Regions from separate parts of the Homo sapiens genome. Here regions 2 and 3 are each linked to region 1. Evidence: read pairs that join two places in POLR2A ChIA-PET (ENCODE). Cell type or tissue: MCF 10A. All regions are shown on one strand. Each heading gives the region's core, and the rest is flanking DNA. Links, peaks and the distances in the headings are about the cores only.

Region 1 (8,175 bases), core at 1,392-6,391:
CTATGATGATCACAGCTAACATATCTTGAGCCCTTGTTATGTGCCAGGCACAATTCCAAGCTTTTGACATGTATTAATTAACTCATTAAGTCCCGTTAGCAACTCTTGAAGTAGGTACTATTGTAACCCTTATTTGTAGATGAGTACACTGAGCCACAGAGGGGTGAAACAACTTGTCCAGGTTCATAGAACTACATGGGCAAGACTCCAGCTCCTGTTTTATTCACTCTGCTCTTCCTCCCTCTCTATTGAAAGGAAAGTAACTACTTTTGGATGCTAAACCTCAACTTTACAGAGTAGCAAAAACTATCAGATGTTCTTGGCCTATCATTTGCCACCTGATATTAATAGGAAAATGTCTTAACTCCTTCCAGCCAGCAGAACACTCACTGAATATGACTTAAGGGGATTGATGATGGAGGAACTGTCTAAGCTATGTCAGAAGAATCCAATGTGTTAACTCACTTTTTGCTTTAGTCTCCTTTCTTTCCAGGGCAAGATTTTCACTATGTGCTAATGGAAAGCAGTGGGCAGGGGAAGGGCAAATAAATGACTACACAAAGGTACATACCTGTACTTGGCCAGGGTGGATCTATATTTGGTAAGATTAAGCCCTATTGTATTTTCATGTCTAACAGTTACAGAATTGAAACTTGTCCCTCAGGACAGGAATTTGCTATCTACATTCCAACATTCCTTGTCTTCTGAGCAAAACCACTGCATTGATGTCATCTAATCCTCTTGTTTTTATATTTTCCCTCTTAGCTTGGTACTGTCTCCTTTCTTCTCTGGCCATTCTACCACACTATAATGGAAGGTTTTTGTTTTGTTTTGCTTCATTTTGTCTCCCCCACTCCTTTTAATTTGTCTTTGCTGGTGAGGGTAGTGGTAGTAGGCAGGAGTACGTTGGGAAGAGCAGAGAAACAAAACCACTCTAGGCTTTGAGAAAATTAAAAATTTGAGGTCCATTCTCATTTATTCTTCTTATTAAAAATATATCTTTGTTTGCAACTGTTACATAAGTCTCAAATTACTTAAAAATTGAAAGTCTCAAAAATTTCCTTTTGATTGTATAAAGGTTATTTAAAAAAATAATAAATATTCTCACATACAACCAGAAATGATAACAATTACCCCAAGCAGTGGTTCTCAACTCTGCTTGTAGGTTAGAATCAATACTTGGGGATGGTTTTTAAGTTATTTAAGAAACAATATCAACAACCCCCTCCTTTGTTCCTGTGCCCTGACAAAGAACAAGAAACTATGGTAAGTTGACCAGGGCAAGGACTTCTGCCTCTATTACTATACAAGGACTGCACTGGATAGCATGTTCATTCATTCATTCATTCCTCATTATTTACTGAGGACTTAACAAGTGCCAAGCATGGGGAGGAATGATGTGATGATTATGTATGCTCTGGAGTGAGAAGACACTGAGATCTGAAGGATGTGCAGGAATTAGCAGGGTGAAGGCAGGAGCATCATGAGAGAAGGTTGTGGGAAGAGTAATCTGGGCAAATGGTAGAACTCTGTGGTGGGAAGGAGAAGACCTCAGAGGAAGTTTTCAGAAGGAATGTGTGGCTGGGGAGGGTTGTGACTGGCCAGGACTGCTCTTTGAGACCTTTCTGTCTAGTCTCCGGTCTGCACTCACTGGCAGCCTGGGGAAGGACCAACAGAATATTCTACCACCGCTCTCCCCCAGTGCCTCTCTGAACAGTCAACTGCGATAGCTGCTCTGTCTTCACTGAATTCACCTAGGCCTTTCTCTCCGCTGTCCTGTCCATATGAGGTTTCCTCTGTGGTCACTTACTGTGTAGCAGCATCTATTCCTTAACTATTTAAGAAACCTTGGCCAGTTTGAGGCAGGGACGATATAAAAAGTCAAGGGAGGCTCTGGGGATTTGGGTTCTGGTCTTGGCTCTGATACTAAGTAGCTCCGGTGTCACGAGTAAGTCCTTTCTTTTGGGGGACCCCAATTTACTCACCTATAGGATGAGAGAGTAGGCTGAAGGGTCTCTGAGGCTCCTCCGAACTGAAAGCTTACCTTCTAGAGAAGCTCTTCAAGCCAAAAGTCTTTACCTTGAGATACCAGACTTGCTAGTTAATTTAGTTAAATTACACTTTTAAAATAATCATTGCTAGGACATAAGACTAGTTGAGAAATATATATTTTAATGCATATTTTAATTCAGCCAAGCTTGGGATGTCCGATTTCTATAGAATAGCATAAATATGGATGTTATATTCCAGTGGCCCTAATTGTGGTTAACTTTCGTAGATCCAGATGCTGCATATACCACAATTGAATAATAAAATGTCCTCAGACACACAGTACAAATATATGAAATATTTATTTGTGTTAATATGATGAGCCCTGAGATGAGTCATTCAAAATGGTGGTAATCTAATTATATTAAGAAATAATTTACTTACCTAAAATGAAAAAAAAATCCTAAAAATACCTAATGTTGGTATTTCTCAGGTTCTATTATTGGCCATGTCAATTGGAGCAACCATTTGGAAAGTCATTTGGCAACATCTCCCAAAGCTGAATATACATGAAGCCTAGGAGCCAGGAATTCCACTTCCAGGATATGCCCAATAGAAATGAATACATATGTTCACCAAAAGGCGTGTCCTAGAATGTTTATAATTGTGAACAGACCAAAGCTAGAAACTATCCAAGTGTCCATCAACAATGGAGTGGGAAATAAAATGTCTCTTCGTACAATGGAATCTACATAGCAATGAGAACAAAGAACTTACAAAAGTACACAGCAACATGGATGAAATTCACAAGCATAATTCCGAACAAAAAATGCCATGTACCAAAAAGCTTATAGCATATGACTCCATTTATGTACAGTAGAAAAACAGGCAAAACAGCTAGCCTGTTAGAAGTCAGAATGGTGGTTACCCTTTGAGGGGCTGTTCCTAGATGGGGACTCATGGGGTAATGTTCATTCCATGTCTTGAACTGTGCACTGATTACACTGGTGTGTTTAGCTTGTGAAATGTATCCACCTATACACTTATGTGGTTTTCTGTATGTACATTATATTTCAATAACATTTTAAGAAAGTGTTTTGCCACTTATTAGTTCATTTGACCCACACAACAGTTCTAGGAGATAAGAAGGCCAGGTAACTTTTCTTCAGATTTATAGAAAGAAAACAGACTCAAAGTTTGGTCCAAGGTCTCAGTGCTAATTGGTGGTGGAATCAGGTTAGGTATGTCAACCTCCTGGGCCAAGAAAGATAGTCTCTGTTGGAGCACCTTGCACAGTGCTTGATGCATAGTAGGTGCTCAATAAATTTCATCTGAAGCTGGATCATAGAATGGTGGCCTTCTAATCCCACAAGGCTGTTATCCTGCTGTGGGAGTAACCATCTTCTCTGGTGGTCTAATGTCCCTTATAGAATGTGCGTATTCTCTCCTAAGAGAAGAGTGGAGATGAGGCCTGAGTCAAATATCCTAAGAAGCTGCCAAAATACCTGTGGAGAATTGCATAACCTTGTCCCTCTAGGGCTTAGAAAAGAATGAGTCAGACAGTCAGTTCTCAGACACGGTGCCCAGGAAAACAGGAAGAAGGTTCACTTAGGCAGAAATCCATGTATGTGACCTTGGATACATCACTGAACTTCTTCAGGGGCAACAATTTGAAAGACACATTTGAGACACTCTGCCTAGGATGACGTGATCCTTCTGTAGCTGATCTTCTGAGACCCGTGAATTTTATGTACTATTTTCTAATTATATTCTCATTATTTTCAAGGGCATCAGACTGCATTTCAAACTTGACAATTCCTTTGCTATAATTTCAGCTCAAATTTTGACTAATTTATACTTTAAATACAAATATGCCCCATTTTCTGCTTGTCATCATAGTTCAGAAAGAAGTTATACCGACCATGTTATATAAAGTAATGAGGGGTCCTATTCAGCTTGTTAACCATGTTTCTTAAAAAAAAAAAGTACAATAGAACTTTCTTTGTCAATATAAAATTCGAGTTATTTATGATGTGGCTAAAGATATGATAAGAAGTCTCAGGAATGGAATCTGTTATTGCTTGGAAAATAAAATCTCAAGACCTTCTTTGGAAAAAAATGGAGAGTGATAAAATGCTTTCATTTAGGGCTTGGCTGTGATGTCAAGGTCAGCCAATGAGCTTAGAGGGAATCTGAGAAAAATAAAGAGAAAAATAGAAACAGATGTCTGGAAAATCTTCTTGAATATTGCTGGTGAAATTGTATGGTTAGAAGACAAAATTTCAGTGTTACATCCATCATCCTAAAAAGGTTATAATGAAAGCCATTTAAATTGGTGTTCAAAAACCTTGTGAGAACTTTGGTTGACTGTATTCCACCATGAAGTGCGTTTTGATCTGAAGTCTTGGTTAGGGTATTCCTCCAATAGGTCAGCTGCCATGGGCCTCCTATTAAGTCAAAGTCTCTATTTCAAATTAGCATAAGAGAGAACGCTGATGAAAAGGGGAATAAGAATAAAGCTAAATAATTGTTTTGGCTTCTGATTGATCAGCATCTATGTTCTCAGAAGCAAGTTTCTTTTTGCCTCTAGTTGCTGCTGATGGTAGGAAACAGAAAAATACCTGTCTTAAAAAGTTGCCGAAGATGGTCAGTTGAAAGGGTTGAAGAGCCTAACAGAGGAAATAGATCACCAATAATGGAGCTAAAAAGGAATGAAAGTAGACAGCTTAGAGATAGGACCCTTGGAGACACTCAGATGGAAGGGTTGTCAAAAGGCTAAGCATAAAAGACCAGGAAGAGCTATAATTCTAATTAAGGTTCAGGATGGTTTAAAAAGGAAAATAATCAAGATTGGTAAGAAGAGTTTAAACTTATAGTAGTGATAATGATTTGACAGTTTGTTCTAGAATGTCTATCTATTTTACTGATTAGTTTTCAAGAGTGCTGTAATTCATACTAAGAAAAGTAGAGAAAGCTGATTATTTCTAACTCAGTACTACAAAGGTTTGACTTAATTCTGTTAAATTCCTGGCTTACTGCTAATTGTATGACCTTGGATAAATTACTTCACCCCTCCAAGCCTCACTGTCTTCATCTGTAAAATGGAGAAATAGTAGCACCTACTTCATGACATCACTTTGAGGCCTCCATGGTGGATATGAATTGCTTATTCCAGAGCTTAGATTATATTAAAAGAATACTACATGGTTTTTGTTGATGGTGGTAATGATGATGTCCTTGAATATCTTTAAATTGAGGTGCTCATCTCTACCTTGTCTTTCAAAAGATTCGAAGTGTCTTAAGTCCCAAATAATAAATAAAATTTTATTTCTTTTTATTTCTTGTTTATATCTCACCTCCCCTAAAAGCAAGACTAAAACAAAATATTTATAAGGTTATTTCAAAAATAAAAAGGGGCTAGACACAGTGGCTCATGCCTATAATTCTAGTGCTCTGGGAGACTGAGGCAGGAGGACCACTTGAGGCCAGGGGTTTGAGACCAGTCTGGGCAACAGAGCAAGACACCACCTCTACAAAAAAAAAAAATACAATAAAAAAAAAAGAAAAAGAGAGAATTTATAAGAGAAAGATTAAGTCAGAATAAAAGAAAAAATACAAAGATGTGAACTAGAGAGAGAGTCTGTTTCAATCAAAATCTTAGAATGGATGGTTCATTCAAAATAGGGTAATGTAAGAAACATTTATTTTGAAGACTATTTACAAAAGTGGGATTGTAGGAGACCTTTAAGAGATATTACTTCTAGGCCTGAGGAGGGTGGGGTCTGGAACCCTGAAGAGAGAGTCCTGTAGAGCACACTGCCTTGAGAGGACCACAGGTCTCTGTTGAGACGCACAACTAGCCGGAGGTGACCTCACGGGGAAGGACTGGGGAAACACATTCTCTGAATTCACTCTCTTTCCTCTTTCTCATCTCCTGCTGCATCTTCCCATTTGCCCAAAGAGAACTGGAAGCCAAAGGGAGTGCGAGCCATTGATATTATTTACACAGACCCATCTGTCTCCAGGAGCAGAGGAAGAACGGGGAAGGGGAGGCAGTGGATCCAGAGGAGCAAACAGAACATGTCGAGCAGAGGGTACCAGAAAGTTGATAAATCAACGCTGAAATCTCAACCAGAATCCAAAGCACAACGGGGAATAGGATCATATACAAAAATAGCGTCATCAAATAATAAAACACCATGCCATTTCCACTGGAGCTTTTCTAGAGAATTCCACTTTTAAATGACATTCTGTAAAATTGTCCAAGTTGCTAAACATATAAAATTGTTGGATATCAATTTACATCAATTAAATTTGGGATGCATCTAGGAAAAATAATACTTTTGGCTTTAGAAATTGGTCCAATCTATTCTTTCTGAAAATGAATAGATAAAGATTTACAAAGGCAAATTTTACATTGTGACAATAAAATATCTTCTTTTTCATTAAGATTATTTTTAACCTACTATCATGACTGTTAAGTAGATAGCTCATAAAAAGGGTTCAGATCATTAAGGTAGGTTTAAAAGAAAGAGGACCAAAACATGCTGACTTATTCCATCCAGAATTGTTCGCTGATACATTGGGAGAATATCCCCGAGGGTTGAGTTTCATGGGGGTGAAGTGTAAGTATTGGGAATCAACATTCTCAACTGAGCACACACAGCTTGGCCCATCAATGGTTCTTTCTCACAGAGATGGAATCTAAGAGAAGGTGAGAAAAAGCTCCAAGTCAGCTTAAACTGATCTGGACAGATCGTTCCCTCTAGGTGAAAAGTCTGCCAGAGGAATCAGTGGTTGGAAGCAATATTCTCCTGTTTTGATATTTTGAAAGCCAGATCTCCCCAAAGATACAGCAAATAGAGCAGAGATTTGCATAACTCTCTTTGGTAAAATCTCTACTTTGTGTAAATACAATATTGGATGGATGGGGCAAATCCAATACTAGTTGGTTGTTAGTACCACTAAAAAACAACTTATGTTGTTAAACTTTATAAACACTTTCAGAGAATTACATAAACCTCAGAACAACATTGTGAGGCACTTTCCTCTTTCGAGGATGGAAATGTAAAACTCAAGAAGATTGAGAACGTTCTCCAGATCACCAACTGCTAGGATTAGTGTGAGAATGATGACTGGAGGGGGTGATAATCAACAGTCTTCTAAACATCTTTGTTACATGAACAAATGATACAGGTGAGAACACAGTCCTTTGCTTGTTTAGCTCCTGAGAATGCACATGAATTTAGAGGATGAACAGGGTGGGATTCCCATGCAAATCACTTCCATCTCTATGGATGTAGATGAGGATGGGGAGAGGCAGTGCCAGTGGCAGAGCAGCAGCAGGACTTCCTGGTGGCCCAGGCACCCAGTGGCTGTCAAAGCATGCCAACCTGCAGGAGCCAGACAAGCGTGGGTGGTTTGAGGTAAGTCCATGTCTCACGGATTGCCTGGGAGGCTTGGAAGCCTAACCACCCACGATGACAGGCCCTGACAGCCACAAGCAGGCATCACTAATCTGGGTCCCACTGCTCCATGCTCACTGTGTCAAAGGCTGCAGGTCAGTTGACAGCCTGGCAACCCTAAATTTGGAGTGCATCTAGGAAAAATAGTAATATTGTTTTCAGAAGTTGGCCCAATCTATTTTTTCTGAAAATGAACAAATAATAAAATGATCTATAAAGGCAACTCTCACATTGTGACAGTAAAATTCTATTGTCAATTTTATTGCTGTTACTCAGAGTGAGTCCTCTGTGTGAGGCGTCATCAGCAGGAATAACCAGGGTCATTGCTTGCCCTTTTTGGATTTTTTGTGCTAGAATCCTCTTGGGCTATTGTCAGTATGTGTCCTCCTCACCTCAGGGAAGTGAGACCTGAGTAATCACCCTTTTCACAACCCTTCTCAGAATTTTACAGAACAACTGGACTCAGTTAAGAAGCTCACAGCATCAGCATGCCTGGCAAGGAAGACCCTTTATTTCCCTTGTTAACAGGCCTGTGGTGGGCACTCAAACAACCAGATTGTCTCTCGGGAATCTCTTTGCCTTGTGAAACCTAGAAAATGTCTAGGGAATCTCTTTGCCTTGTGAAACCTAGAAAATGTCTTCAATGACAGGTGTTTTTGGAGGGGAGTTAAAGAAATAGCTTCTTCTCAATTAATGCAAAACACTGCCTCTCATTCCACCA
Region 2 (8,175 bases), core at 1,899-6,898, 370 kb before region 1:
GGCTCTACATGCAGTAATCCTACTCCTAGTTGTTTAAATTCAAACACTTATTCTCTTAAATACTCATTATTTTCTAAAATTCAAATGAAATAAAGTAAAAGTATATAAAATTAAAATGGCACAAGCCAGAAATTTCTGGATGCAGATAAGACAAGAAAAACAATGAGCGAAACCCTCTTCATTGTTCCAAAGGCAGGGGCACACATTTGGAATTGTCCTTGAAGATGGGCACCCGTTCAGTATTGGGAAAATCCTGGGCTGGCAAAGGGTAGTTGCATTTGAAGTGAGAAATGTGTTCCAAAGAAAAGACAAAGAATAGCCATTTCTAGACAATGCTGTAGCTAAGGCTTATATAAACCATGAGGGGTAGGGTGGCATTTAAGGATGTTTCCATGCCAGATTTCTCCTCAGGAGTGTGTGCCTTACTTTGATACACCGAAGCATTAGCAAAACCCCAAGCAAACAGCTGTCTTCAGAGTCCTAATTGTGGGTCTCCCATGATAGGACAGTATGAAAAACAGCAAGAGAAAAAACATCCTTCTCTAGGATCATGTTTTAAATATGTATAGATACATGTGTCTGTGTGTATAATTGTATGTTTAATTTGTAGATCATGACTACAATGTGTTTTATTCTCCTCTTGGGAACACGCATCAACCTACTTCTCTCTCATATACATAAATGCCATCAGGGCAACTACTCAAGCAGAATCCTAGCAGCCACCCCGATTGCTGCTGCTTCTCCACCTGCTACACTCAGTCTATCAGCAGCTGCTGTTGCCTGCAAAGTGACCCCAGATCCACTCATTTCTATTTCCATTGTTATGACCTAGCCCAAGATACCAACACCTCATGTAGATCACTGCAGTTCCTGTTAATTTGTCATTCTGTAATGGCAGAACCAATTCAACGTTGTCAGTAACAAAATGATGAGTTTTTCAGTGCAAGGGACCCCCAGGTTGCTGGTCACATTACCTGAGCATGCCCAAATGAACTAAGGGTACCTGATTCAGGACCCTGGAGCCAGCTGGAATAAAAAAGTCAATGATGTGTGGAACCCAAGTGCTTGGATCAAGGAGCAAGGGCCAAATTAAGAAGCAAGGGGTGCCCTGTTTTGCTGCCGTATGGACTTAACCAAAGACCTGGCGTGACTTCTTTGCATGATCCAATCAGATCATGCCTTGTTTCATTTTCCTGTCCCTTGCATTGTTGCTGTTTGCCTGGAAAACCTGCTCTCAAACCCTTGTTCAGGAAGACAGATTTGAGTGTTGGCTCCTGTCTCCTTGGCAGTTGACTTGCAATAAAGCCCTTTCTTTTCTCAAAAGCTGGTGCCATAGTACTGACTTCTGTGTACCTTAGGCAGTGAGGCCATTGTTTGGCAACATTCCTGCTGATGATTTTGGGTAAAACAGTTACTCTCTTGATTCAATTTGCTTCTGGTAAAATAGGGGTAATAATAGTTTCTACTTCCTAGGATAGCAGTGAGGTTTAAATGAGAAAAGGATATCCAATATTTAGCAGAATGCCAGGGCTATGGTGAGTTCTCAACAAATATTAATATTTTTTACCACTACTGCAATATATCCTCAATTCCAAGGAGTATTTCCATTGGAGATTTTAATGTCAATAGTGAAATCTCTTGAGCATGTGCTATAAAATACCTTATTTTTCTGTGTAGCTAATACGATATTAAATGCCATGATTGTATGTTTACAGACTGTTAGTTCACTGACATATTTTGGGGATTCATGCGAGAATTTCTATAACTGAAGTTTAGGGATGACAAATGCTAAATATACATAAAGTATCACTCCTAAAATGTTATCGTCTTTCACTGGGGAGTAGTAACTAACTCATATATTGACTTTTGCACAGGCAGAAGCCAGGTTGAGGATTAGAGGAGTTTATATAAAAAGATTAAGACAAACTGGAGAACTGAGAATTAAGAGCATCTTCCAAATGCTACTCACTATGCCTCTATGCATCTTTATTATAAATTTAGGATTCTGAGGCTAATGAGATTCCAAGATCCCAATTCAGAAGTCTCACGATAGGACTGAATTCACAAAGCAGCATCTACTTATTGGAAGAGTCTATTAGTTCTATAAGGGACTATTATAACATTATCTTGACAAATTCCAGGGTTAGGAAATTGCAAATTACATGCTTATCAGTTAAACTCTGAATCTTGTAAGGCTGCCCACGTTTTGAAGATCTGATAATCAGATTGTTGTTCTCCTACAGTCCAGATACGTTCTGAGAGTTGTGTCCTTCCTTAGGCGATTTCATCTTTGTGTGAACATCATAGAGTGAACTTACACACACCTGGATGGTATAGGCTATTACATGCCTAGGCTATATGGTATAGCCTATTGTTCCTGAGCTACAAACAAGTACAGCATGTTACTGTACTGAATATTGTAGGAAATTGTAACACAATGGTAAGTATTTGTGTAGCTAAACATATCTAATCTTAGAGGAGATACAATAAAATACAGTATTATAATCTTATGAGTCTACTGTCATATATGCAGTCCATGGTGGACAAAAGTCATTAGGCAGCACATGAATATATTTTGCCAGAGGCCTTCCTTGTCTAAGGTGGCATCTTGGCATTTCTAAGCAACTAATTTGATGATAGTTTTCAAATGCCGTTCATCAATGATGATGGATAACTTTGGTTTATGGACTGTGGATAAATGATGTCAATCAAACCAATTAAATTCAATCTTAAGGAACGAGACTTTCAATCAATTGATCTTTTTATCTTATAATGCCAAAAACCCATTTGTGATATTTCTTATCTTAAATTGACTAGTTTTAAAAATGGATGTATTGAGTACATATTTTGGCTATTTACTATGGATATCGGAAGGCAGAAAGTAAGTTCTAGGACATGGTCATGCTATGACCTAGCTCAAACTATGCATGAATGAAGCTTTGTGTTGTATATTGATTATGGAGCAGAGAAAAGAAGAAACAACTTCTTTATTTTGATACCTTTAGAAGAAGCACACAGACCAAGCCTCTGGATAGGATGATCTATTGCTAATTCACAGGTTAGAGGAGGCACAACTATAGGACACCAACTATAATACTGTTGACAGGATTGTTGTATGTTTATATGAATGGCCCAAATGCTAATCTGTGTATTAAAAGCAATCCCTCATGTTCTTATTAGAGAGAGGTAGAAAATGGAGGTATAGGGGCACATGAGTGAGGTTATTGCACACTGCAGACCGGTGCACTGGTTCCTGAATGCCTTCTCCATCCAGAGTCCACTTTATGTGATTTCATGCCCCAGGCCTGCCGACAAGGGCCTGATAGAGGCTGTGGTGGAAGAGCCTGTTCTGTTTGGGATGGTGAGGATTGAATGACTCCATTTTCCTCACAGTAAAGAGTTGCCTTGTATATTGTATTAGACAGGGTTCTCCAGAGAAGCAGAACCAATAGAATTTCTCTTTCTCTCTAAGAGCGGGGTACATGAGCTTTGACTCATGTTATTCTGGAGGCTGGGAAGTCTCATGATATTCCAGGTGGAAGCTGGAGAACCAGGGAAGCTAAAGGTATAATTCAGTCTGAGTCTAAAGGCCTGAAAACTGGGGGAGATGATGGTATAATTCTCAGTCCGAGGTTAACGGCTTGAGAATCTGGGGGGTGGGAGGCACTGGTGTAAATCCCTGAGTCCTAAAGCCCCAGAACCTGGAGTTCTGATGTCTGCGGGCAGGAGAAGGTGGATGTCCCAGATCCAGGAGGGCAAATTCGCCCTTTCTCTGCCTTTTTATTCTACTTTGGCCCTTGATGGATTGGATGATGCTCACCCTTCTTGGTGAGGGCAATCTTCCTCACTCAGTCCTCTGATTCAAATGCTAATCTCTCAGAAACACCCTCACAGACATACTCAGAAATATTATTTTACCAAGCACCTGAGTATCCATTAATCCAGTCAGGTTTATACCTAAAATTAACCATCACATATAAGAAATGCAATACATCTCAAATGAGGAAAGATTGAATGATACCTTTGGCTTTTGACACAATTAAAAATGGTTTACCAGGCTGAATTATTTAGTAATTACTTAGTATTTATTGAATATATGGCCATTTTGTTATTATTCAATGTTATAAAAGGCAGTGTCTTTTCTAGACCATAGATTACCCAAATTTTGTGAAGCAGGTAAGATTTGACAATGAACTATTGGCGTCTTGGGAATTGTTTACACTTATAATTAAATTATTAGCTATGCTGTACATGATTATAAATTTAAATATGGAATTCAGCCACTAGTAATCATAGTAAACTTTAGTTAATTTATGCTTTCCAAGGGGAAGAGAAGAATTAAGTAAAAGCTCTTAACTCATGCTTTTAAAAAATTTTTATCTTTGAGTTGACTCTAATCTTTATAAAAGGTGAGTATTATTGGATTAGAGTTCATTTAACAATCATCTAGTTAATCTGTGCAACTAGTTTAGATCACTCTGTCTCCTCCAAAAATCTAGGACATATTGAAAACCTATCGCCAATAGTGAAGGAATCTCTTCTGTGCATTTGTGGTGTGTATACAAATGTGTGTGCTTTAGAGTGATATGGTAACTTATTAGCTCTGTCCACCCATATTTCCAAGCTGTTCTTTTAGGCAAATGGTAGGAATGAATTTCTATGCCCTTTTGGAACATGGCTAAGTGACTTGATTTGGCCAGTAAAATGTGATTGGAGATGATGTGTGTCACTTCTGGACAGAAACCTGTAAAAGACAGTGCAAAATTTTCCAGCTTTCCTTCCTCTAGCTTCAGTCACAGTAAATGACAGCCTTTTTCTTTCTTCTTCTTTTTTTTTTTTCTTTAGAAGGAGTCTCCCTCTGTCGCCCAGGCTGGAGTGCAGTGGCTTGATCTCGGCTCACTGCAAGCTCCGCCTCCCAGGTTCACGCCATTCTCCTGCCTCAGCCTCCCAAGTAGCTGGGACTACAGGTGCCCGCTACCACGCCCGACTAATTTTTTTTTGTATTTTTAGTAGAGACGGGGTTTCACTGTGTTAGCCAGGATGGTCTCGATCTCCTGACCTCATGATCCAACCGCCTTGGCCTCCCAGAGTGGTGGGATTACAGGCGTGAGCCACCACACCCGGCCGAAATGACAGCCTTTGGTTGTATAAGCTCTGGTGGAATGGGCCTGGATCTAGATGACCTGACCTGACCATGACCCATGATCAACTTGTAGCTTAAGTAATAAATAAGTTTTCGCTGTCCCAAGCTCTTGAGATTTTAGGCTTGTTTTACTAAAAGCAACACAGTTTAGCCCATCCTATCTAACATAAATGATAACAGCAACTCCAGATGTGGCACGGCCATGCCCTTTAAGAACTAGAAAAGATAGATAACAATTATGATTAAAAACCATAAATAGTGCTAATTATAAAGCCATCACAAAGTAAAATCATGGCTTATTTAGATGGAATAAAATAAGAACTATAATAACAACATACTATTTGGAGGTAGAAGACAAAATTATCAATATGAATCATAAAAATGATATAATTGTCCATCTAAAAACCCGAGACAATCAACTAAAAAATTACTAGATCAACAAGATGAATGTAGGCAAAATAAAGGTTCAGAAATCAACAGTTTTCTTTGATATCAACTGTAAACAATTACAAAATTTAATGGAAAAAACAACCTTTTCAAAATGCAATACCATGTACCTATTCCAGAAAGATCAATTAGATAATTGTTTTAAAGTTTGCAAAAAGATGTGCTAGAAGGATCAGTGAGACACAAATAAAATTGGTTCCCTACAGGTGATGGGGACAAATGAGGTGCAGACAGTAGGGGTAGAGGCAAGGCCTGTCGATGTATTTCTATCTATATAGATTTGACCTTTTCATCATATAAGCGCAAATGAACTTGGATCACCCGGGAAAATAGTTTCAATATTTAAAAACATAGGGAGAAACTAAAAGGGAAAAACTGGATAGATTTGACTGTATAAAGCTTAAAATTTCTGTATGTTAACACCATGAACCAGATAAAAATTAAATGACAAACCATGAAAATATTTACAATATGTAAATAACCAAGGAGGTATTATTATATATTCACAATCTTTTCAGCTCAAGAAAACTATAAGCAGTCCAGCAGAAAAGTAGGTAAAAAATGCAAAAGATAATTAATTATAATTACATATAGATAAAATACAAGTGGCCATTAAATTGGAGAAGAGTAAAGACCAATTTCAACAGTGATCGAATAAATAAAAATTAAAATGAGATATAATTTTTAATTGAGCAATTTGGCAAGGATTAAGAAGAAAGCTAATACACGATGTTGAGAAGACTATGATAAAATAGATAATTTGATAATAGAAAGGTGAAAAAGTAGATTACAAAAATATTTGTGACTTGTTTTTCAAGTAAAAAATACATGCATATGTATTTAGAATTAAAAAATCTTGGACAGAAATACATATTAGCTTTTAATTTTTGGTTTCATATTAAATTTTATTTTTTATATCTGTATTTAAAATTTTAATGTATTTGCCAAAATTTCCACAAAACCATGTAGTATTTTTACAAAGAGAAAAAATTTTTAAAGAATGTGAGATAAGAATCTAAAGTCCTTATGAGTCCAGTTTCCTCATACTTTCTACAGAAATCTCTCTTTCATTAAATTCTAATTAAACATTATTTCCCAAGGATGTCATCACTAAGGATAACTGCTCAAAAATATTTTTGAGTTATTTTAAATGTAATTATAATAATGTAGCAGAAATGTTTTCCTTGTTTTTATGGCACATGTGTATAATTTTAGCTATACTATGAATTTGTTAGGTTTAGACTACACACCTGACTATTTACAGCACTGTCCCTTTGGAAAATGGGTTCTGACCTTTAAACTATGAATTTAAAAAGAAAGTTTTGGGATACAACTCATTTATGCGTATCTTGTGCTTCTAGATCTTGTAATGTGAATTTCTCATCATTTATTGTTCTTTAACATTCTGCAGGGGACTTTATGGGTGTCTTATGATCTCAGATGAGACTGGAAACTGGTCTGGAATGACAGGTATACACACTGCTAGGCAGGTAGGATCATTTCTTCACACTTCCAAGAGTATACAGTAGGCACTCAATAAACACTAGTAGAACAAAATAGAAGACAGTCTTGGTTTGGAAGAAGGCAGGGCATCAGGTTGCTGCAGAGGGCTGAGCCTGAGGCTGACAGACTGCATCCAGCACGGGTGAGGGCACAGCATTGTCTTCCTGGTTCCTTGGCCTAGATACAGGGTGCAGATTGCATTTCACTTCATTGGCTTTAGGTTGGGAGCTAAGCTTGCTATTAATAGTTCCTCCTTAGTCTTGTGTTTGGTTTCTTCACTCTCACACACCTGGTGAGGCTCCTTCTCCAGAGAGGGGCTGTTTCCTGAACTCAGAGTTTTGTGCGTCTTGGACTTGGGCTTCCAAGAATTCACCCCTCTTGGGATCAGTCAGCTTTGCGACAGATGTCTCTTAACTCTGAAGAGAGTTCTCTCTCCTGTCGGAGCACTCAGAAAAATTTCTCTTATTATTTTTTTCCTCCTAAAAACCCACCATTAAAGTCAAGCCAGTAACAATGTAAAATTATTTTTATGATGCTTTGCAGCATACTACGCTCTCAATTTACCCATATTTCATAGTAATGGGGGGATTGACCCTGTCCCCTTTCTAAAACTAAGCAATAAAAACCTCTATGTTTTCCAGGAATGTTCTCTCCAAGGGACACATGCTTTTACGCAGAAGGCTCTTACTTCCTGTGACAGAAATTTTAGTGGGGCATGGACTATGGTTCAGATAATGCTACCCCTGCTTTCTTACCACTGGCCCCACCAGGAACTTCTCTTACAAATAAGCCCTTTGTTGATGAGTGGGTTTGCCTGTCATCTCCTCCAGAACATAACATGGCACATAGGTCTTAGAGGCTGCTGGTATCCATTAGCATTTAAGAGGCTAAAGAGACCCCCTTGGGGGAAAATGTGGCCAGCATGCTGGTCATCTTTGAAGCTCAAGGTAAGGCTACCATTAAGTGAGACTTGGAATGGTTGTTCCTTAAAATATGAACCACAGGCCACCTGGATCAAAATCATCCCAGGAGCTTGTTAGGAAAGCAAATTCCTGGGCCCCACTCCAGAATTTCAGTTCCTG
Region 3 (8,175 bases), core at 1,562-6,561, 54 kb before region 1:
CTCTGAAGTCAAGACTGTGGGATTGATTCCATTTGGTTCAGTGATTCTCTGACTACTTCAGGACCACTTCAGCTTGCATTTCTCAATTCTAAACATCCCTGGTAGAAAATCATATCCTTGTTATAGACAAAAAGATGAAGAATGCAGAAATATTTGATCAAAAGTGCCAGAGTCATGGTTGTAAAAGGCGTAATTTTAAGATGACTTCCAAGGCCCCTGAACTTGATATTATGCCCATATTAGGGTGAAAGGGAAATTGTCCAGGTAGGCAAAACTAATCATGCTTTTAAAAGCAGAGATTTTTCTCTGGCTGGCAGCAGACGAGGGAGTCAGAGAGATTTGAAGCATAAGAATAATTCAAACTACCATTGCTGGCTTGAAGATGGAGAACCCACATGGAAAGGGTAAGAAGAAAATGAATTCTGCCAACAACCAATGAGCTTGGAAGAAGTCCCCAAGACTCAGATGGGAATGGCAGCTGGCTGATATCTTGAGTGTGAGACTCTGAGTGAAGAATTAGCTAAGCTTACCTGGAATTGTGTGCAATAATAAGTGGCTATCGTTTCAAGTTTGCCTTGTTTGCATAATTTGTTATTCAACAGCAGAAATATAATACAGCGGTCAGAACAAACCAGATTTTATGCCTTACTGATACCAAGTTTGCAACCTCTTTACCTACCGTCAACCAAGGGCACATTTCTTGACAAATTTAAATAGGTAAGAATGAATTTTATGAATCTCTAAACCACCACATAATAGAAGAACATGGTATCATCAAAGGTATAAAGCCCATAATATATGCACATTTATCGATATTAATGAAAAGCTTCTTATAATTTATAAAAAACAAACTCATGGTAGTTTAACAAATGACATAATAGAAATACATGCAGGCTGCTGTTAGGGTATAGAGGAGGCTCACCTAACCCTACCTGGGTGGAGCAGGAAGAGTTTTTCCTAGAGGAAATGGTGATTGTCAAAGGAATGTAGGAGGCGACAACTTATGTTTACAGACCCTGTTCATGTGTGTAAAAAAATTGGGGGAGATAGAAGTCTACTATGATGAACCAAGAGGAGGGGTAGGAGGTGGATAAGGCAACTTGGGATTTCATTTCCTTTCCTACTCCAAGTCTTAGAGTGATCATCTCAGAGGAATGCTCTTATCAAGACCCTCACTTAAAAGCTTGCCCTGGTAGTAGAAGGTACTTCAATGACAGGCTAAAGGCAGCTTTTCACTACTCATCTAAAGTTGGAAAGGCTTTACATGTGAGTTAAGTTTAATGGAAGGTATCCCTACTGTGGGGGTATCTAAACCACAGGCATCTGAGAAAACCTTAGGTGAGGGCTGAATGCAAATAACGACAGTGCTGAGAATTTACAACCTAGAAAGGCTGAAAATATTGCAGTAATTATTATTACTGCTGCTTCTTAAATTCCTCATTTACAAAATCAAAGTAGGACCAATTCCTGTCTAATTAAGCCAACGTGGTGACAAAGAAAAAAGTTATTCTGAATGTTTTTATTTCTTTAACATTATCTCATTTCTTTGAACTATATTCACTGAATATGTTTTAATTTGATGACTCAAGTCAGTTGAAAATGAATAGAAACCATGTGTATTATTACATGCATGGTTGGGGACCAAGAAGAGCCATCAATGCTGCATCACCAGATGAACTGGCTTACCTCACTGGCTCATGTGTGAAAGTAAACATAGTTCCACAGGACTTTCATACTTTCTGTCAATCTGGCCATATAAATTGACAACCAGAGCTTAGCAAGTTCCTCAGAGATTAGGCAGATCCAATCAAGTTTGTAGGTGAAAGGGTCAAAATGAAGGTTAGAAGATAATTCCTCTGGTATCCTCATGTATTTTGAGAAAGAAAAGGGTCTAGTAAATTACAAAGATCCTCTTGTAGAAAGAACATTATATGAAAATGTACAAATGGAGTCATTTCTTGGGGGAGGTGTCTTGGTGTCCTGGGAGGCTACCTCACTTCTAAAGTCCTTAGATGTCTTCTGTGCTTGCAGTGAGTTCACCTGTTGAAACAGGTGGAACAGGTGGATGACTGTGGGGAAAGCCAAGGTGTCTTTTGGAGGATCCCACTTCTATTAACTTCATGATTGATACCTAGGAGTTATGGGAGAGACAGAGGATTTGTACTAATGCCAAACAAAAGACCAGTGCATTCACGTGGGCATGAAGGGAGGCAAATATAATCGAGCTACATGTCACTCACTCTCATTGTGCCATCACCCTACAAGTGATTGAGAAAGTAACCCCTCCCACAGTCAGATGGCCCTGTCCATCAGGAATCATATTAATGGCTGGTGCCAACCCAAATGTTTGCCTTTATCTTGTGCCACCATTGACTATTTTTCAGAAATCAGGATGTTGTTTCCCACTCTGAGATGTCTGGTTGAGCGGGTTTCGGTGTGATCAAGGAAATATGGCTGCCCTCACTCTAACTATTCCAGCTGCCTTGGCAGCCTCCTGGCACATCCCGAATGAGGTCATATATTTAGTAAGGCAATGTCTTACCTGAGAGATCTGAGACAAATAGAGACGTTTCTATATCTGACATTCAGAAAAGCTATAGGGATGAAGCTTTAGGGTATAATGGAATATAGAGAGGATTTCAAGGGAAACAGACCTGGGGTTACTGACTGTGTAATCTTGAGAAAGCTACTTTATTTCTCTGATTTGTCAATTCCTCTAATTTATCAACAAAATTGCCATGCATATTGCTTGGCATAATGCATGACAGAGTATTAGCTCAAATAAATGTCAGTTCTTTTCCCTTCCTTCTTCATCCAGCTTTGGGGAAATTTGACATTTGGTATAAGTGTTCAAAAGAATTACAAAATTCCTGTGTCCTTTGAGACAAGAAACTTTGCATAATTCTTTCACCCTTAGATCAGAATCCTCATCTCCTGCCTTTTCCTTTCGGAGCTAGCAGTCACAGGAATGACAACTGGCAAGGGGGTGCTGCTTAAGCCTAAGACAGTGAGATGGATAGCTTAACCAGTATGTCAGAATGGAAGCTTCAAGTTATTCATCTTGAAAATCTGCATACTGTCTGAAATCAAGTGACTATTGTTTAAACCATTTTTGGAATTTTTCACTTCAGAGCTTTTACATAAACCTTTGGAAAAAACTTCTGTGGGCCAGGGTTCTAGGTATGATACTCCCTCTCTGATCTGTCCACCAAATAATATTTAGATAAATACAGCTCTACTTTCAAATAGTACGCCACCTGTTGTGGATCAAATGTTTGTGTACCCCCAAATTTATATGGCAAAATCCTAACGCCCAAGGTGATGGCATCAGGAGGTAGGGACTCTTGGCAGGAAAGTGACGAAGCCATGAAGATAGAGCCCTCATGATTGGAATTAGTGCTCTTATAAAAGAGACCCCAGAGAGCTCCTTCACCTTTCCGCCAAGTGTGGACACAGTTAGAAGACAGCCATCTATGAAAGAGGAAATAGGCCTTCACTGGACATGGAGTCTGCCTGTGCCTTGATCTTGGACTTTCTAGCCTCCATAACTGTGAGAAATAAATGTTTGTTGTTGAAGCCACCCAGTTTATTGTATTTTTGTTATAACAGCCCAAGTAGTCTAAGACACCATGTAACTGCCTACAGCAAGAGGAAAGGATACATGATTTTGGAGCCCAAGTACAAATAAAGTACACACATAGAAATTCATCTCCAAGAAGAAAAATGAAAAATGCATGTCTATGTGTGAAAGCTTCAACTGAGCTTTTGTGTATTGTCCTTCAAAAGGACTTATCAGCATTTTTGTTTGTTGGCTGTGTTTTGCTTTTTTCTTCTATATTATGTAATTTCTATAAAGAAGCCAAGACGTTCCCTCATTGGTTTCCTGAACAATGTAATCAAGGACCCCCATGGTGCCCCTGGTCTTGAGGATCCCATGGAGGATCAGGGAATGTGGTGGTGTTCTCCCTGTTAGCTTCTTCTGACTAGCAAAGGCATTTTTCAGATGGAGGGAAGGGCCTTTCCAAGTCTGATCTCAGACCTGGCTGTGTCCAGATTGTGTCACAGGCTGTGTCCAGATTGTGGTTTTGGGCACTTGTAATTACCAGCTTGGTTTTGGCTGGAGAAAGAAAAATTCCTATCATGAATACACCCAATTACCTCATGATTCAAAGATGGAGGCAGACATGCACAATCAACTTCATTCTTACCTGATTCACCTGCCTCTACTCAGGAACTGGAAACATTTCATTGCAGCTCTTTCATTCTTTCAGGAAGTTTATTTTTTCTTGCATATTTATAGGTGTTTAATGGAACTTCCATGAGGCTGTTTAACTTTGTTCGTGATCATCTAATGTTGTCACCATGTCTTAGGAAAATTTCTAGGCTCAAAAGTCTACCAATTTATGTGGTGTTCCAAATGCACAGCTACATTTGACCATTAGGAAGCCAATGGTTTTCCTAAAAGAGTTTGCAAAATTCTGCAGTGTTATAGATATTCTTGCTTTAAAAAACTTGTGACTTTGTCCTTGCGATAGTTTGCTGAGAATGATGATTTCCAGTTTCATCCATGTCTCTACAAAGGACATGAACTCATCATTTTTTATGGCTGCATAGTATACTGCATGTTCTCACTCATAGGTGGGAATTGAACAATGAGAACACATGGACACAGGAAGGGGTACATCACATTCCGGAGACTGTTGTGGGGTGGGGGGAGGGGGAGGGATAGCAATAGGAGATACACCTAATGCTAAATGATGAGTTAATGGGTGCAGTACACCAACATGGCACATGTATACATATGTAACAAACCTGCACATTGTGCACATGTACCCTAAAACTTAAAGTATAATAATAATAAAATAAAATAAAAAACAAAAAACAAACAAAAAACTTGTGACAACTTCTAAGCTAATAATAACAATGTTAACAATAACCATAACAACATCAACAATAAATGCTGCCTCTTGATGAGCCCTTATGTATTTTTAAGTACTATGCTAATGATTAACACGAATTACTTAATTTAATCCTTAACAAAGGCCTAGTGAGGTAAGTAATTTATTTTCTCCATTTTTCAGGTGAAGAAACTGAGGCTAAGAAAGACTTATTGACATATTCAAGGTCAGAGAACAGATAAATGGTAAAGATATATTTTTATAGGAAGGAGAATACTCCTATTATTCAGCTCTATAAAGGAAAATTCTGACACATGCTACAACATGGATGAATGTTGAAGACATTATGCTAAGTGAAATAAGACAGACATAAAGGACAAATACTGTATGATTCTACATATGTGAGGTACATAGGGTAGTCCAGTTTTATAGGAACAGAAAGTAGAATAAATGTTGGCAGGGGCTGGGAGCAGAGGGAAATGTGAAGTTATTGTTTAGTAGGCACAGGGTTTCAATTTAGAAAGATGAAAAGTTCTGGACATAGATAGTGGTGATGTTTATACAACAATGTAAATGTACTTAATTCTTCTGGACTGCATACTTTTAAGTGGCAAAAATGTAATTGTAATGTTATGCAATTCTATCACAATAAAAAATTACTAGAAAAAGATGAAAAAATTTTAAACAGTGAATACTGACCAATTAGTGTGCCTTCAAATGAAGGATTCATTGTATATTTTAACTGAAATCAATAAACTCTAAGTGTGTAAATGATGAATAAAAATAGACTACCTTGTAGGAGAAGAATCCTTCTCTCTTTTCAGTGGAAGCATTGTTTGACTGCTTTCCTCAGGGCTTTGGTCCTGTTCTCCTTGGGTCTGACAGGAGAGAGACAAAAACAAGCATGGTGTCTTATGTCTTCACTATTAGTTTTGCTTCCTCATCATCTCCTTTCAGCAAAACCATCTGAAGGTCCACTATCCATTGACTTCCATGGGGTGACGGTGTTACAAGCTTTTAACTTTCACTGGTCTGAAGAAGGTGGAGTTTTATTTTTTCTCTTGTTTCTATCGATCCCTCCTCCAGCACCCATAGAATTGGCCCCAGTCTAGGTGCCAACATGGCACTTGGTTTGGTTTTCATTGGCCCTCTATTCAGTCCCCACCACCTCACCTCCCTCTCACTCCCTTGGAGAGCATCTCACAGCCTTGGGATCTGACAGTTGGCATGTCGTTAAGGACAACAGCAACAACAAAATGACCTAAACTCTTCTCTGGGGGTCCACACAACATAGGTTGTAGCCTTAGTCTTCTACATTTAAAACAATGTAGTTAGCTCTTGCCTTTAACAAACCTAATTAAAGGTAATGTTTGAATGGGAAAAGCTGAAATTGAGATGTTTTGGCTTTACCAATAGCTAGACAAAGCTTGTGCCAAGGCATTCTAACAGATCTGGTTTTGTTAGGTTGTGGCTCTCATGCTAGATCACGGCAAACCCTTTCCTAAATAAATGGAAATCTAGACTACTGGGCCACACTTCATGTCCTGCTTCTACCCAGTGCAATTTTTAAAGACTGTAATGAATATGTGCACATTTTAAATTTATTTTTATATACATATTTGCCCATTTTGAGTCAGAATGAATTTGGGAAATTTTAATCTCCGAGACTAGGCAATGTTATTCATTTACTTAGGTAAAACAATTATTCAGTTCCTTGGAAAACATAACAGTTGCAATATTATTTTGCTCTAAGTCTGTTACTACAATCTGTATATGGTGAATGTGCTTTACTGAGAAACATTTGGGGAAATTGTGGCACAGGTGATTCTATCTCATCAGAACTCAACATTGTTAGTGGCTTTATCAACCATGAAAAACCGATGACTAATGTAGTAATAGTACATGTGGCTTTTTAAGGAATGTAGATGCATTGAGGAAGTGATTTATTCATGTGTATATTATAAATAAGCAGATAACCACATAAAACCTGTTGTAAAAATGTCAGTAAGGATAAGTACAGGAAAAAAAAACCACCCATATTAGATTCTTTTTTTTTTTTTAAATAAAGGACAAACATAGTCCACTGTGGAAGACTGCAGTTTATCTCACAGTGGCCATCTCATCTAGACATTCTTTGGCCTAGGCATGAATGTGTTAGGCTTTCAGTTCTGTGTTCATGAAGACATTTTTGACCACTCCAATAATATATCTAGAGATGTGTCTCTTTCTCTCACAAGTTTAATGAAAAACAACCTGTGTACTATCTGTGCTTGTTAGAATGGAGTTGTTACTACAACCTTTCCTCCCATGTGAAGGATTACAGGATTATCTATCTTGCTTACTCTTGCTCTGCCTCTTGTATTCCATGTCTAACATTCCTGTTTCAGATCTACCTTCTCATGCTTGGCTTTGCCTTTATTCCCCAGTCACATCTTCTTCAAGTTCAATGGTAGAAAAATAATGGAAGAACCAGTTATTAAGTACATTCCTAGAAGATCTCTGGAAGACCCTACCAAGAGATCTTGGGAATGGAAGGCAGATATATGTACAGGGATTAGGTCTGTGTAGTTTAGTGCAAAAGGCATGGCTCTCTTACAAGCTCAATCACCTTATCTTCTCCAAGACGTTTATTTTTAATCTACTTAATTGAGGGGGATAAGACTTCCTTGGAGGGTGTTTCTGTTAATTAAATAGACTGAAGTATGTACAATTGATTAGCATGGTATACACATATATTAGATGCTCAATAGCTTGTTTCTCATCCCCTGTGGCAAGATCTTTTCATGAGAAAAGAAACTTTATACTGATTGAAAGCTCTAAACTGCTCCCAGAATATCCCAGAACTCTTGATATGACAAGAATGTTCTTTCTATTCAGGAACAGAAAGTTTTGGGCCAAAGGTAGAGGATGTCTATTTAGACATAGCTCAGCAGGTGGAAAAGAGGAGATGATGCTCAGGCATGAGCACCCGCAGGCTGCATTCTTCTCTGTAGCTTCAATCCAAGGAGGCAGAGTTACAGTGAGAGGAAAGCTTCAAGAAAATTTGATGTTTTCTTCTTTATCAAATGTCTCATCTTGCAAGGGTTTCATTTTTCACTGCATATTTCGAAGAGCCTGGGTTTCCTGATGCCATTTGGAGTCTTGGCTTTTAAGACCTTTCTCAGTCTTAATCTCAGAGGAACTTTCTTATCCTGCAATCAAGAAAAATGAAAAGAATTGGAGTCCGTTTTACATTTACGAGGGTGTTGACATTTGACGAGACGAAGAATCCAGATGT

What was found. Peaks named below come from ENCODE experiments on the same cell type or tissue, not always from the same donor. Only the 100,000 strongest peaks of a DNase experiment are listed, where the experiment ranks them.
Region 2: POLR2A ChIA-PET joins it to region 1 with 7 read pairs; 2 of 35 experiments call an interaction of 5 or more read pairs at or near these places.
Region 3: POLR2A ChIA-PET joins it to region 1 with 5 read pairs; 4 of 35 experiments call an interaction of 5 or more read pairs at or near these places.

The regions. Positions count from the first base shown.
Region 1 is chr15:39,184,474-39,192,648 of GRCh38, reverse strand. All of the region lies in intron 1 of LOC105370777 (a long non-coding RNA gene), which reads left to right. Among named protein-coding and RNA genes, the nearest start is that of LINC02915, 62 kb to the left of the region's middle. In MCF 10A, for the core only: no CTCF peak of the experiment used is centred there; a DNase peak (open chromatin) is centred at 3,548.
Region 2 is chr15:39,557,754-39,565,928 of GRCh38, reverse strand. No RefSeq gene overlaps it. Among named protein-coding and RNA genes, the nearest start is that of THBS1, 19 kb to the left of the region's middle. In MCF 10A, for the core only: no CTCF peak of the experiment used is centred there; no DNase peak of the experiment used is centred there.
Region 3 is chr15:39,238,439-39,246,613 of GRCh38, reverse strand. The region is part of intron 1 of LOC105370777 (a long non-coding RNA gene); the gene reads left to right. Among named protein-coding and RNA genes, the nearest start is that of LINC02915, 8.1 kb to the left of the region's middle. In MCF 10A, for the core only: no CTCF peak of the experiment used is centred there; a DNase peak (open chromatin) is centred at 4,073.